2 separate regions of the Homo sapiens genome follow, and region 2 is linked to region 1. A link is a loop called in an ENCODE intact Hi-C map of the cell type or tissue named here. Cell type or tissue: GM12878. All regions are shown on one strand. Links, peaks and the distances in the headings refer to the core of each region. The heading gives the core; the rest is flanking DNA. Region 1 overlaps LOC101927314 (a long non-coding RNA gene). Region 2 has its middle 45 kb from the start of MIR2113.

Region 1 (8,307 bases), core at 2,029-4,528:
ATTCAAGATACACTTTCGTTTTGTCTTTGCCCTAAATTGGGCGCTGTATGAGATGGGAGGAAAAAAGTACTAATAAAAAGGAAATATGCACTCTATAGTTTCCATATCATTCTGGTCATTTTTTGTATTTTATAAAAATAAATTGCATAAGTTTAATGGCATATGATATTGACATGTAGAGTCCCCAAAACCTTTTATATTTATGAATATGAATATGAAGCATTGCATCACTGATTATAAAATGAACTTAGAAAATCATTATAGTCAAGTTCCAGTTTTAATCTTTGTGAAGTTGTTCCATTCAATAATGAGGTGACTCGTCCAATAATATGGAAACTGTTTCAACCAAAATCATTCAGCAGTTCATTATGTGGTAAAATGTAAATCCAGAAATGTCATAAGCAAGGTACCTTCAGAGTGCTCCGTTACGGAATCACAGAAATTAGAAAAGCCCTGTGAGGTCACTCACTTCATCTGTTCCTGGTATCAGGGTGCTCTCAGCAAAATATTTTCAAATATAGAGTCTATTCTCCCATTATGAGATTCTATTATTTCTCCTTTCATTGCATTACTTTTTTCACTATGATGAATTGTTTTCTAACCTGACAATCATTGCCTTTAAACGTTATTGGACTTTTTGTAACAAATAAATAATTCTGCCCTTACCTACTTGTAACTAATCCCTCTTATTACTGCTATATCCTTCTTACAGACACTCTTTAAAACAGACCTCAAACATTTTTTAAAAAAACAGAAGGCTAACTAACATATATTTTGGCCAGTAAAAGGTACATGAGAATCACTAACTAGTATTGTCTGAAAGTTCCCTAGAGGATCCAGAGATCTTAGACAGTCACTTCCTATCTACTAACAATGTAAAAAGTATACCTATCTGTTCAATTTCCAAGCTTTTTTCACTCTCAACAACTTGTTAATCAGTACACTTGGTTTAGCCCCAAATACAAACATAAAATTTTGGAAAAATTTAAAGTAGCTCTTATTAGGAAGAGTTTTAGCACCACCCTCTTACCCCCGCAACCTCATCCAAGTCCTATACTTTAAATATGAGAAAATAATTAAATCCTAGAAAGTAATTTATGTGGTAAAACAACTGATTAATTTACAATTAGAAAGCATAGATTTTTAAGTCTAAAAAGAGTCTCAGATTCTGTGACCTCTGGTAAACCATTAGCTTTCCAAGACCCAATTACTTGCCTATAAAATAGAAATAACAATATGAACAATATGAACTCAAACATGAGTTAACATGGGAATGAAATAAAGTATTTTAAAATGCTCTTAGCACAATGCCAGGCACACAGTGAGTGCTCGAAAAATGATGCCAATTAGTACAAAATGAAGCCTAGAAACCAGCATTTAATAGGATTTCCTTAGGCACATTTATTCATGCCACTTTTTGTCTCTCCTCGCCTATATATTATGAATCAGTGGAAAGGCAAAATTAAGCTTGTGTTTAAAACTACATAAAAGAAATTTACTTATCAAGACATCCAAAATGTATTGCAACTAAAGATCTTTAAAAAGGTATGAATATATAAAATAGTGCCCGTTAGATATCGCAGAGTAAAAATTTAGCCCAGGTTCAGGGTAATGAGGAGATTACATATCAGCATTGCAAAGAACCAGATTTTTTTATCAGTTTCATAAAATATATTGACAATAAAATGTTTGCATGTTGCAAACTGTTGCAAAAGTGCAAAATCTTGCACTTCTGAACATAATACTATAATTTTTGTTACTTTTTAAAAAGAAAATGCATTTTTCATAACTTAAAAATAATACATGTAGTGAAGAAAATTTTCCAGAGCACAAAATGTGAAGAAAAAAAGTCATTCAAAATCCTACTACCCAGAAAAAAAATTGCTTTTAACATTTTGATGAAAATATTTAAATCTTTTTAATGTATATTTTATTGTTATTTAATATGAAATTGGGTTTATCGTATGTGTGTGTTGTTAGGGAGAAAGATTATATGCCCTTTTATAGCCTACCTTTTTTTTGCAATTATAAATGGTGAGCATTTATCCATACCATTATATATTCTTAAAAACATGATGTTAAAGTAGCATATTATAGGGATATGTCAGTACTTTGCTAAGCTTCCATTTTATTGTAAAATATTTATACTGCTCCCAGTAACTCTTTAATAAGCATCTTTTATTTCTATGACACTCCCTTCAAAATAGAATTTTCTGTCATCAATTAAAGTAAAATCTCCTTGAAGCCACAACTCTTGCCCAACTGGTAGTTGATTTCAACTACCCCCACCATATTATGGATATTCAATAAGAACCACTCTAAGAAATATGTCCCCACCAATTAACATTCAATAAAAATATTTCTCCTTTCAAACACTATGAAACTGATTCACACATTCATACTACTCCGAGTTCCTCATAGTGCCATAATAAATTTTGCATGAAAAACTTAATAATTACAGCTAAATATGGCCCCCTCTCTCTGGAAATTTTTTCTATAAACCGTGGGACTTTATAAATACCAATACAATCAAGATACATCTATAAATTCACCTGTTTTGTTAACCATTGTAATGCCTAGATGACTCTGTAACATGAAAAGATACGGTTGACAACAGGAAAAACTGTCCTGTTTCACATAGATTGCAAAAACGTTCACATTTTTTAAATGTCATCTCTTAAAAACCCAAAACATCATATTTCTGATAGGTGTTTCACACTCAAAGAGCACATTTGCCTTATACATTTACACAATTTGGGGATTTAAATTTGTAATGGCAATCAAATAAATCAAACATTTAAAATAATTTTGGATCTAATATATGCCAACTGCATTGGGCTGGGGAACTTCCTATCTGAAGATTGATTTAAGAGTAATTTTGAAGTCAGGTCATTATCATAACAAAGAAAAAGAACCAAATTACATCACGTCAAAAGAAAAAAAAAAACAGAAAGTTGACCATTTTAAGAATGATTGTAACTATCCTTGGGGGAATAAATGGGCAAAAATAGATTTTTTGAAAAAAAAATTAAATAGAAGTCTTTTCTTAAAAAAAATTAAAGTGTGTGCTTACACATGTTAAACTAATGCTATAAGATATTTCTTCTATTCATTGCCTTTAAATTCCTTCTGGTCTAACTCTTCCAAAGTAAAAAGCATTCTATTGCAACAAAAGAGTTTTATTTTAATACTGCTTTATTTAAATTCAAAGCAGAGGGTTTATAAGGCATAAGCACCAGTTATAATGAAAGACAGTGCTTTTGGAAACCATGAGTCTTTTATCTAGTCTTTTAAGATTTATTCACTAGCACAGAAGCTTGCCACCGAAAGTGAGGATTTAGACCGATTAAACTAGAGTTATACAGAGATGATTTGGAATTTTGGAACTTTGGAAAATAAGTTTATTTTCACACTTCCAGTAGAATCAGTTACCAGGTTAGTAATACAATTAAACTGCCATGTCAGGAGCAGACATTTTATGCAGTGTGCAAGACTGTACCTACTACTGCACAGCGCCACCTGGCAGCAGGATAAAGAATTGTGTCACTGCGGCCTCCTGAGAAGACTCACTAATTGGTACAGTACACTGTGTTCTCCTGAAAGTTCCCAACTGATGCTGACCTCATTTTCCTCATTAAAAATGGACACATTCACATACCAAGTCTGAAAAGCTGGAGGTTTTGCTCAGTTGGCTTTTGTTATTTGTACTTTTTAAGCATCTTAATTTAAAACACCTCATTTTCAAAGAATATCTTCACTCCAGCTGATCACAACTGATCATGATGAATGTGTCCACATTTTTCAAAAATAATTTGTCATCAGTTTTTATGTAGATCATCACAACAAGTTAATTTACAACAATGACACAAAGAAAAATCAGGTGTTCAGTGGAATGTAGCTATTTGCCTCTTTGGAGAAGAAACACCACCCAAAAACAATAATAGCCTTTCATATTCCTGTGCTTGAATCATTCCTGTTTTTATTTATGTGTTTATACACATATAAACATATGCATTTGTACCCTGCATATGCATATAAACACATTATTTGTACATGTTAACATGAACAAAATCTTATTAAATCCTTTCAACTTTCTTTTCACAATGATTTACTTGTAAATTGAATACATGTAAACTAGAGACACTCACAAAAGAAACACTTAAACAGTAACTGTTTCCATAATCCAATGAAATGTACATAGTTTTATTTATTTTTTTGACTATTAAAAAAATAGTCCTAAACAATTATCATTTGTCATCCCCATTTCTTCATAGTTTCATACTAAGAAAAAGGGGGTAGAGTGGGGAGAAAAGAAATTGATAATGATTATCTTCAGAGTTCAATTACAACTGAAATTCCAAAACTAGTACTGTCAATTCAATGAGCAAAATATTGGGCTGGGTTCATATTCATATTTAGCTTGCTAGATAATTCTGATTGAAGAGCTTAGAAACCCTCCCTGTGTTGCATTACAGATTTTGAGCCATAAAAAACACTATTTGACAATGCCTTAACTTGTGGGGCAATTGTCACCTAAGAAAAAAAATGAAATGTATTATTTCAAATTTTTTTCCTATTTTTTAAATTTGTGAATATATAGTAGGTCTATATATTTTGGGGTACATGAGATGTTTTGATACAGGAATGCAACGTGAAATAAGCACATCATGGAGAATGGGGTATCCATCCCCTTGAACATCTATCTTCTGAGTTACAAACAATCCAATTACACTCTTTATTTTAAAATGTACAATTAAGTTATTATTGACTATAGTCATCCTATTGTGCTAGCAAATAGTAGGTCTTAATCATTCCTTCTATTTCTACTGTTACCTCTATTCCTACTATTTTACATTCCTTCTATTCCTACTATTTTATTTGTACCCATTAACCATCTCTACCTGCCCCTGGGTCCCCGCTACCCTCCCAGTCTCTACTAACCATCCTTCTACTCTCTATGTCCATGAGTTCAATTTTTTTGTTTTTAAGATCCCACAAATAAGGGAGAACATGAGATGTTTGTCTTTCAGTGACTTGCTAATTTCACTTAACATAATGATGACTGGATCTCGTTCTTTTTATGACTGAATAGTACTCCATTGTGTATATGTACCACATTTTCTGTATCCATTCCTTGGTTGATGGACACTTAGGTTGCTTCTAAATCTCAGCTATTGTAACCAGTACTGCAACAAACATAGGGAGTGCAGATTCTCTTCAAACTGATTTCATTTCTTTTGTGTATATACCCAGCAGTGGAACTGCTGAATCATATGGAAGCTCAATTTTTAGTTTTTTGAGGAAGCTCCAAGCTGTCCTCCATAGTGGTTGTACTAATTTACATTCCCATCAACAGTGTACAAGAGTTCCCTTTCACCACATCCTCACAAGCATTTGTTACCTAAGGCCAATAATGCTTAGATCTGCCCTTTTGAGACTATTTTCTACATCTTATAGGAGTACTTCAGTGTTTTTTATTCTTTCATAAAATGTATTCTTTTCACTTTGTGCTTCTAGCCTTTTCTTCTGTTGTTTCTCAAAAACAAAAGTTTACCTTAGAACCAATCAGAACACTCCCAGATCCTTGATATTTAAAAGCTGACAAAAGTATTTGTCCAGTAAAAATATAATAGCAAGTTGAATATAGCGCATTTCAGATTATACACCCAAATTGTACCTTTTTCTTTAGATTCCTTAGTGGTACATAAGAGATAGCAAAAACATGTTATAGAAAAGACATACATATCGGTAAATTACTTAAATCATTTTTTGTGGATGTGCTTCCCTTCCTTCCTCGAAGCTCTGGGTTGGAACAGCAATCACCACATTAAGAAAAGAAACAGGCAAACAAAAGTGGTGTTCTTCCTGGCCTACCCGTCCATATGTGCTTCCCCCACGTTGGTGGAGTATCTTCCCAGCTGATTTTAGGGATAAGCCCCTCAATTCAAAATTGGGGGTGGAGGGAGGTGCAGAGAAGACAGGAGAAGGCTTATTCAGAAATGCTTATAACCTCACGCTCACATTTAATCTGAGGAACCAGCACACCAGGCCTGAATCATGGCCTACATGGTTGCCCTCAAGGACTGCCCTAAGCAGAGAGGCCCCAGACTCACATGTCTTGAAACACAGACACGCAGATATAGATGCAAGACACAGGATGTGTCCTGGATACCTCTTAAGTCTTACTTCACATTATCTTGGCTCACTGTTTTACTGCAACTTTTGATATGGGAGACAACTGCTTTCAGGAAGCCCCTCACCTCAGGGCCACTCTGTGCCTCCGGCAAAGCCAGCTACATAATTTGCAGGGGTCCAGTGGAAAATTAAAACACAAGTTCTTTTGTTCATAAATAATTATGAATTTTGAAACAGTAAGAGCAACAAGCATTAGGACCTTCAAAGTGTGGGTGCCTGTGAGGGCATAGATCAACACCCATGCAGTTAGCCCTGCTATCTTGCTTTCTGCAGTTGAATTTCTCTGGTGTAATCCCATGTGGGCATCTGTTCAACTAAACCTGAAAATATGTGAGTTAACACCTTTAAGAAACTCTAGAACAGTGGAGAATGGAAGCTAGTAGATAAATGCTCCCTGTTTTCATCCCCCGGATGTACAATTCTGAGGTAGATTCTACAGAGCTCATCAGGAGTCTTTAGTAAGACAGGGTGCTAATTGCCCCGGTGGACCCAGCTTGATAAGGCATCCAGATCATTGCTCTCTCCTTGCTTGTTTCACTTTTCTCAGCAGCTCATTCTTGTTCCTTAGGATCACCTCCCAAAGTAAGCAACCAGCATGAGAGCCCTGTCTCAGGATCTGTTCTGGGGGAAGACCTAGGCTAAGATAGAATAGAAGACAGGTTCAGTGGGTGAGTTTGGAATGAGAATAGGCTAGGAGACCAATTTGAAAGCTATAGTAACAGTTACAAGGAGATGGCAAAAAAAAAAAAAGATTATTTCAGAAATTAAAGAGCAGGATCAAAATTGGTAACTAATTGGATATGGAAGGTGAAAAAGAAAATTTAAATATAACTAAAAGGTTTCTTGTTTGAATAAATAATGGATGGTGATACCATTGACCAAATTAAGGAACTTGGAAGAAAAATCGAAGTATAAAAATAACAAATTTGATTTTGGAGCTGTTGGGCTTGAAGTGCCTCAAGGGTGATCTTTCCGTGAAAATGTATCAGCAGCCAGTTATACTTGAGTATGAAGTCCGTAAACAAATCTAGGTAAAGACACAGGGATGAATATAACTATAAATGCACAAATAAATAGTTATTGAGTACAGAAATAGAGAAAATTTTCTCAAAAATTATTATAATGGCATCCATTCTTTATTTTTACTACTTAAGCTCCTGCTGGCAACCTATTATGTTAAAATATTCCTGTAAGAATTTAAATACAATGGAAAGAAAACCCAAATCAACCAATTACTATATTAAATTATATAAGTGTGAAGAGCTTCCAAAATCAATATTTAAAAATCTCAAGGTTATTATATTCCTTTTTTGACATTATTCTATATTTTCAAATGACATAATCTATTTGAGAATTTAAAGAAATTTAAAATGTTATTAGGAAACTAAAACATTAATACTACTAAACTCTGGGGAACTGCCAAAATTGCTAAGCTTCCAAAGGTTTTCCATCTGACCCCAGATATTTGGCCAAGAACTATAAGGGCAATTTTTTCTTTAAGTAACATTTACTGTAAAAGTCATGCAATCTTTCATTGGTACAGGAAATAGCAAGTTGGTTTTAAGGTAATAGCTCTAAATCAGCTATACCTGAAATCATCAAATTTGGCTTTATTGATCTGTCTTGAGCAGAATTAAAATCTATTTGGATATTTAGGAGTTGACCTTCATTTGCAATGTATTATTCACATATCTATTCTCTTTAAAGTTCTATCTTTGGGATTGCATGTACTTTCAGGATAACCAGGCTTTTCTGTAGGTAGAGCTGTCCAAATGAATCATAAAGAAGTGATGGTGGCATGGAATATAAGGTGCCTTGTTATTCCTAACAACAAATATATGCAACCTCCTAGAGGTGGTCAAAAGCAGGACAAGATACCCCAGTTGAAAAATTCAGAAAGATGCCCTAGCTGAAATAGGAACAAGAGTAGGCCTGAACCAATATACAGCCTCAAGAAAAACTGTCCCAAAGCCTGTGAAACATAGCCAATTGTCACTTTCATAAGCAACAGCATTTTCAGAAACTTTAGCTTCAACATCTAGGATGAATTTGAACCTCTTTCTGCATAATAAAATTACCCTCTTCATTTACAAATAGTTGTAAATCCTAGTT
Region 2 (8,307 bases), core at 3,103-5,602, 480 kb before region 1:
GCATTTATGGTCAGTTGATTTTTGATACAAGTGCCAAAAACACATAATGGGAGTAAGGGCAATGTCTTCAATAAATGGTGTTGAAACTAATGAATATCCACAATCAGAATAATGAAATTAGACTCTTTATAGAAAACCAACTCAGAATGAATTAAAGACTTAAACATAAGACCTGAAGCTGAAAAACTAAGAGAAAGAAATCTCAATGGCATTGTTCTAGGTAACGATTTTTTTGGATATGTGAACCTGAAAGCACAGCAACAATAGTAAAAATTGATAAATGGGATTGCATCAAACTAAAAAGTCCCTGTTCAGCCAAGGAAACAGGAGTGAAGAGACAACTTACGGAATGGGGTAAAATATTTGCAAACTATACATTTGATAAGTTGTTGCTATCCAAAATATATAAAAAAATTTAACTCACTAGCAAGAAAACAAATAACACAATTTTAAAAATGGCAAAGGATCTGAATATACATTTCTCAAAAGAAGACATACAAATGGACAACAAGTATATGGGAAAAAATGCTCAATATCAATAGTCATCCAATAGATGCAAGTTAGAATGGCTGTTGTCAGAAAGACAAAAGATAAGTGTTGGTGAGGATATGGAGAAAAGGGAACTCTTACACAGTATTGGTGGAAATTTAAATTAGTATAGTCATTATGGAAAACTGTGTGGAGGTTCCTCAGCAAATGAAAAGTAGAACTGACATACAATCCAGCAACCCCAGTGATTGGTATATATCCAAAGGAAATGAGCTCAGCATGTTGAAGAGGTATCTGCACTCCTTTGTTTATTGCAGCATTATTCACAATAGCCAAGATATGAAATCAACCTAAGTGTCCAGCAATGGATGAACAGATAATGTGATATTTATACACAGATAGATAGATAAAGATGTGATATATCTTTTCACATCTATCAAACAGATAAAGAAGATGTGATATATAATCACATTGTATTTTATATATATATATATATATATATCACATTGTATTATACACACACACACACACACAATGGAATACTATTCAACCTTATAAAAAAAGAAAATCCTGTCATTTGAAACAACATGGGTGAGCCTGGAGGACATTATATTAAGTGAAATAAGCCAGGCATAGAAGGACAAATACTGTATGATTTCACTGATATGTTGAATCTAAAACAGTCAAACACATAGAAGCAGAGAGCAGAATGGTGGTTACATGGGGCCAGGAGGAGAGAAGAAGGGTGGGCTAGGGAGATGATGGTAAAAGGATACCATCCATCCAAATTTCAAGTAGATCGGAGGAGTAAGTTCAAGAAATCTATTGTGCAACATGGTTAATAACAATGTATTGCATTCTTACAAATTGCTAACAGAGTCAATTTTAAATGTTCTTATTACCAAAAAATGATAAACCTGTGAGGTAATGTATATGTTAATTAGCTCAATTTAGCCATTCCACAAATATATATATTTCAAAATATTTTGTACATAATAAATATATACAATGTTTGTCAATTGAAATAAAGTAAAAACATTGGAGAAGTACCAGAGATTATTAATAAAATGAATTTTGAATTATGACTCTAATTTAGCCAGATGTACTTAGGGAAAATACTTACAGGTAAAGGGAAAATGTACAAAGATACAGTGGTGTGAAGGAACACCAGCAGTGTGATGGAGCAGACCAAATTTGGGAAACATAGGATTTTTCACTATGGATCAGCTGATAATATGTTAGATATGGGTGCACAATGGAAAGCTGAAAGAAATGAGGGAGATAAGGGGCCTTTTTCTGTCATGAAAGAAAATTTAGATTTTATTCTGTTGGTAGTTTGAAGCCACCCAAGAATTCTACAGGGAGCAGGAAGTATCAGATATGCTCCTTAGGAAGACTATGTTTGAGAATCAAGCAGATCAATTTAAAAATTTTAAGTACCCAGAATAAATTTATTATATAATAAATAAAATGATTTAAATAGATTAAAAGAATGCCCATGAAATATTAATACATCCATGGAACACAAAAGAAAATCAATCAGATAATTGACCACAAAGAAAATGTTAAATCCAATTAAAGAGTAGAAATTTCAAAGGTTAAAATCTCTCATCATAAATACTATGACTATAAATAATTTTATAACATTGAGCAAAACGTAAAAAAATTTCCTGCAATATGATACTTAAAAATGTAGAACAGACATACTGAAAATGCTTCATGTTGTGCCCTGAATACTTTTTCCAACCTTGTGTTTTTAAACTTGTGTGCCTTGGTTTTATGATCACATTTTTGTGGCTTGATATTGTGGCAGCTGACACGATAAGGGGTTTAGGTAAGATAATTCATTTTATCTTAAAAAAAGAAAAAGAAAAAAACGTAAATGCTACTTACTGCCCATCTCTCTGCATTTAAATAAAAATAATATTTAATAAATGCTCATTATGCTGTGAAAAAAATTCTGTCCTTATTTGCATTTTGTTAGTTTGGGTTTAAATTTTAATATCTCTCAAATTCCCTTTTGTATTCCCTGATAGCCTAAACAGATGCTTAAATCATATTTACCGTAATTAACCCACTTACTTTCCTTTGTTTTTGATTCTTTCTTATTAATGATTCCTCTCTACAGCCTATGTTTTCTACTCAATCTATTCATTGGCAGAGTGCACAGGATAATCTTGGTATTTGAAAACTGAAGCAACTGTTTTACATTACCAAACAAAAAAATAATTCAATTGATTTTCTGCAGCAAGGTTTTCAAAATACTTCAAAGTCATATTATATGCTTTTAATCAATTCAGTGAAAGGTTAATATTTTGAAATATAAAGGCTCTCTATATTTCAACTATTATTTTGAATAACAGATACCCATTTCAAAAAAAATGCATTTCAAAGTCGTAGCAATTGTTAATAATGTGCTTTTAAAAGAAATTTATGTAAGAATTATAGCACAGAAAAATTTTAAAAATACGGTATTAAACAAGCTAAGAAATACATAAATGTGAAAACTAAAGAACCAATTATTTAAGTATATTAAGAATTAAAAATGGGGATATTCCATAATTGTTTTTATGCACAAATTTAAAGTATGCTAAACTGGCTCACTGATTACATTATTTTAGAGTAGTGTTACTTAGCAGGTTAATGAATTTGATTATTAAAGACCTAAAAGTACCCCTTAGAAAGTAATTTCATGGTATCATCTCTGGAGAGAGCATTATACACAGGTATGCCTCCTTTACTACATTCACTCATTCAAAAATACATTTATTTTGCATCTATGACGTCTGAAAGGACACTGGCCAAGAGACTTTGGTGTTTAGATGAATGGGCAGTAGTTAGGATTAAAAAGGTGAAAAAACACTCTGTGCCCTCAAAGTGAAAAGTATGGCCACTTACTACTGATAACACAAAGCACAGGTAATAAGTGCTACAAATGTAGTAAATGAAGAAAGCAGCCATATAATCTGTTGTTAAATGCATTTCTTAAAATAAATCATTTAAATTTTAGTAGTAAAGATTTTATAACTTTCTACCAATATTTTCACCATCTATTTCCTATGCATTACGTTTAAAGATCTGGATGGTTCTAATTTCCCACAGTAAATATCTTTTATTAAAAACCATTTAAATACCTATGGTCATATTGAAACGGGAAAGGTTCCGTCATCCCCCTCGCAGGGCGTGCGATGTGGGTGTGGCTTGCTTCTTCAGTGCCCCGCTGCTCAAACTTCTAGGGGAGCATACAGATGGGCAGGCTGTGGGGCTCTTGACTCCACGGCAGTGTCTAGGGGTGAACGTTTACAGCTCCTGAAGCCCCAGTGGGCGTGTGTTACAGGGTGCTCTTTTAATTTGCCGTCTATAGGTGTCTTGTGTAAGTCCGCTCAATTAGAACCTCTACCTTGTCGCAAGGACAGAGGGCTTTCTGTATCCCGGGTTCTTGCCTTGGTGTACCGGAAGAATCGGATCACATGCGGGACTGGAGAAAGAGTACAAAGTTTTATTGAGTGGAAGTAGCTCTCAGCTGATGGAGGAGCCAGAGGCAGACGATTTTCCCCTGGAATTGGGCCGCTAGGTGGCCCCGGCTCTCCTCCAACAGCCCCGGCCAAACTCCGCCTAGTCCCCTCAATCAATGGCCTGCAGGCGTGCAGATGTCTGTCGGTGTGTTTTTCTGCCAACATGCTCCTCTCGAGGTCCTCTGGAGGACCAGCCGCTTGAGTCTTCTACCGCTGAAGTACTTCTCTGGAGGTATGGCCACCTGTGTGTCTGCACACCAGCGTCTCGCGTTTTTATAGGCCCCTGATGAGGGCGTGGCAGGTCCGGGTGGTCTTGGGAAATACATTTGGGCAGGAAATGCCTGTGCTCACCTAGGTCCCTGGGGGTGGAGCCCTAGCCAGGGACCCACCTTTCTCTCCAGAACTTCCCTTCCCCGATTCCGTATCATTTAAAGGAACCATGCTCTTCCCTTGCCAGCATTCCCGTATCAATATAACATGCACCAACTAATAAATCTTCAATTATTATTGGCTTCATTTTAAAAATCGAATAATTCCTTGATTTACACACACACACGCACACACACACAAAACTGAAGAGAGGAGAAAAATCAAGCAATTCTTTTCTTAAAGGAAATTAAAGAAAGTAGTTTCAGTTAAGTAATCTGACATTATGTATTTAAAACCTATATTTTTTTAAAGTTTAATTCATCTGATTGGCAACTATCTATTACAGTTAAGACTTTTTCATCAGTAGAGTTTACCAGATAGGAAACCTTTATTGGCTAACTTGTGTTTGCAAACTCCAGCTTTAACACATTTGTTAACTCATCCCTCTATTATATGTTCATAAGTAGTTTTATAATATAAAGGAAAAAGAAAACCTCTTTCTAAAGCACTATAAAATGCTATTTTTAGAAAAAAAAGTATACATTTTATATGGTATATAAGTTGTTTTCCAAGAAGAAAGTGGTAGTGTGTAAGGACAGTGATAGACTTACTCTGATAAGGTCTGTGAGTTTTTTAGGGTAAGAACTTTTCAAGTGGGATTTTCCAGTCAAAATACATTTTCCATACTATAAACAGTGACTGAAAATAAACACAGATTTTTCTGAGAGGTAATTTTACATTTTGCCACATATTTGTCACAACATTCCACCTTAAAATAATATTTCGGAATTCTTACCTTAACTGACCCATTAACAGTCTTCCTCCCCAATTTCATGCTTCAGTGTGATCACTAACAAAACAGTCGACATTTCTTAGCTGGGAGGTAATAGCATTTCTGAATGACCTGAAATCCTCTGGAATTGTACTCTACCTGATTTTCAAGGGTGTTTAATCCATTTGTATGCTCCAAATTTTCCATTTGAATTTGCATCAGGTCATGTAATATCAGTTTCTTCTGTGTCACCTGATGTAGCAATAACTTCATTTAATGTGACACTGTGTAATGTACAGGTTAAAAAATCCCTTTTATTCTACTGGAGTGGGATCGATCCAATGCTGCATCTGTCCTACACCACTGATTTACTTAATGGGTGTAACTACTAAATAAAAAATATCTAGCTACTTCTGCGCATTTCAGTATGACAATTACATGCTTGTCTTCCTAGTTAACCACACCACTTTATACCATAAATGTGTTTCTTATATAATATTATGAAGAAGCTAAATATTAAAACAATAATAAATTTCCCTTTCCCCCTTCCACCCATGGGAGCTGTCAGGTTGGAATGTAAGAAAACAACATCACTTTGTGTCACTGAATTTTGTTTATATATTCATTTCAGAAGTGAATTCCAGAAAGGGAGCATTATTTCTGGCTGAAATTTAGCAGGCAAAGGATAGTGAATTCTGTCTCTAAGGCCAGACTTCATGTCACATTCTAGATTCTGGGTCTGCAAACAATGACGTCCAAAATAAATCTGGCCTACAGTCTGTGTTTATAAAGTATAGTTTATTGGAACACAGCTACACCCATTCTTTTGCATATTGTCATTCTTTTTCATATTGGCTACTCTTAGACTACAAAGGCAATACTCAGTAGTTGCCACAAATACTCTCTGTCCCACAATGCTCAAAAGATATTCTACCTGGCTCTTTACAGACAAAAATTACTGATCTCTATTCTAGAAATTTTGTGAACTGTGAACTAACGGTTGCATGATGTTAAAACAGACATTATCACACAAATTCTCTGCAAGATGACATAATTTTTAAAAGTGAATAAACATACTGAAATGCTAAATGAAACTAGTTCTCTTGTAAGCTCCAGAAAATAGAGTCATATCTCATAGCTGAGGGAGCTTTTGTCTCTTATTTGGGTATTTAGTTTTTGTTTTACATTTAGGTATATTTCTAATGTTTATTTTTGATTTCTTATCTCCATTGCTTCTTATATCAAAAGCAAAGATTTGGAAAGAGCAATCCACCCACTTCTAAGGAGAGGTGGCAAGACACTTAGGCTAGAAAGAATTTGCCCTGAGTAGTGAGGCATACGTGTTTCTAGTCTAGTCAACGAAGTCTTAAAGAAAACATCTTAAATAGTGAGTTTCTCTTAGAAAAGAATCAAAGGCTGTCTAGCACACTCTGGTTTTCCACAGATGATGCCTCCATTCAACAAACTAATCACTTACTCTGGGTTAGATTCTGTAAGACAATCTGAAACCAACTGACTTTTTATTGCTATAGGACCTTGCACTGTATTACCCAACCACATTTGGAGTGAAATTCCCATACTTCTCTTTGTCAAAAAAATCATTTCTAAAGAGTTTTATAGACTATGGCATGGTACTAGACTAGGCAATCGATGGGCCAAACATAGAGGGCGATGAAAGGTCTGTTAAGAGCAGCCTACAATGAGGATTACAGAAACACTTTCACCAAAGGACGATGATGAATAGACCCATTGGATGAAACCTTTACCACTGGATGTCTGATGTAATAAAGAGTAGATGTCAGCATCCAGAAACTGTGCATGATTTGATGTGAAAATAAACTTTTCCCTTCCTATCTTCTGATAATATTTAAATGCTATTTACTTAAGTTTTTCTTTTGAGGAAGAGATACCCATTGATAGCAGAACCAATAATGAGCCAAATGTACTGAGACTTGTTGGCAGCCAGTCTGACTAGATGGGTAACCATTCTGATAAGTACTTTGTGTGTATGTGTTAGAAGGAGGTGCAGTAAACACTTAAAAATCACCTCTGACTGTTACTAACCTGAAACACTCTTTGAATTCTTCCTCCATGCCTCACTCTCCCTTGAGACACTTCCAGTTTGAGTCTGATTACAGGAGATAGAATCCATTGTCAATAATATACTTTCATTAGCTAATTAATAGGTTGTTTAAATTACAATAAGAACGGAATTGCTCATAGACTTGTAAAAATTGTCACTGTGTGTATACAGTTGTCTAATGTATGCTGCAATTTTTCCTTGTGAAATTAACAGGGCCTGGGGGAAAATTCAGTTATTAAATTTGAATTTGCATCTGAGACTTTTCAGGACACTACAGAGTTTCAATTTATACGTGAAGTTAACAAGGTACAGAGCTTATGCATTAAATTCCCTTTCTGTTTCTGCCATCTCTGTTCTATTACTTTAATATGGACATAGTACTAGTTATATAACAAAAATACTATGTACATCAATACAGTCCTGAGACCAATCTCTTTGTGTAGTTTTATCAAATTTAAATGACATACTTAAAAGGAGTGTCTTTTGAGTATCCTACCAGATATATACAGGCACTGTATTAAAAAAAAAAAAAAAAAAAAAAAAAAACCACCATGAAAGAATCTGTTCAGGGGTATTCTTCAAGTGCACTCTACCTGCATAACATGAGGCTGAAGAAGCTCTCAGAAAACTCAGTTGTTTCTGCAAGAAGCATCTTGAATTTTAAACCTTCTAAATGTTGCTTTCAGGAATACTAGCCCTCAGGGGCAACCTAATCAGCCCTTTTACCTAAAATGTATAAGATAATTTGACCTCTAGAATCTGAGAACTTTCAAGACTGCAGTAGTTTGCATGAATTTCCGAGAAACAAAATTTCTTCATTGTCAATAGTGTCAAATCATAAAAATGTATCCATCTCCTACACCATTTTAAAATCCTGCGTATATATTATATTTATATCCGTTATCAAAATGGCAAAAGGGCAGAATAAATTCTGTCCCACCAAACTATATCATGGGACAGATACTGTTGGTGTTTCTGCAGTTTCCTGGGAATTAGACACTGAGAAGCATAACAACTGTGCAGAAAAAAAGGTGGCATTTAGTGCTTTCCTTCTGGAAAAGACAATGAAAATCTCTAGA

The links. Hi-C counts contacts between places; a loop is a spot of excess contacts. Peaks named below come from ENCODE experiments on the same cell type or tissue, not always from the same donor. Only the 100,000 strongest peaks of a DNase experiment are listed, where the experiment ranks them.
Region 2: a loop joins it to region 1, with 4 times the contacts of the local background. A loop is called at or near these places in 4 of 110 quality-filtered maps.

Annotation. Positions count from the first base shown.
Region 1 is chr6:97,493,136-97,501,442 of GRCh38, reverse strand. All of the region lies in intron 1 of LOC101927314 (a long non-coding RNA gene), which reads right to left. Among named protein-coding and RNA genes, the nearest start is that of MMS22L, 210 kb to the right of the region's middle. In GM12878, for the core only: a CTCF peak has its summit at 3,525; a DNase peak (open chromatin) is centred at 3,442.
Region 2 is chr6:97,974,950-97,983,256 of GRCh38, reverse strand. No RefSeq gene overlaps it. Among named protein-coding and RNA genes, the nearest start is that of MIR2113, 45 kb to the left of the region's middle. In GM12878, for the core only: a CTCF peak has its summit at 4,059 (motif pointing right); no DNase peak of the experiment used is centred there.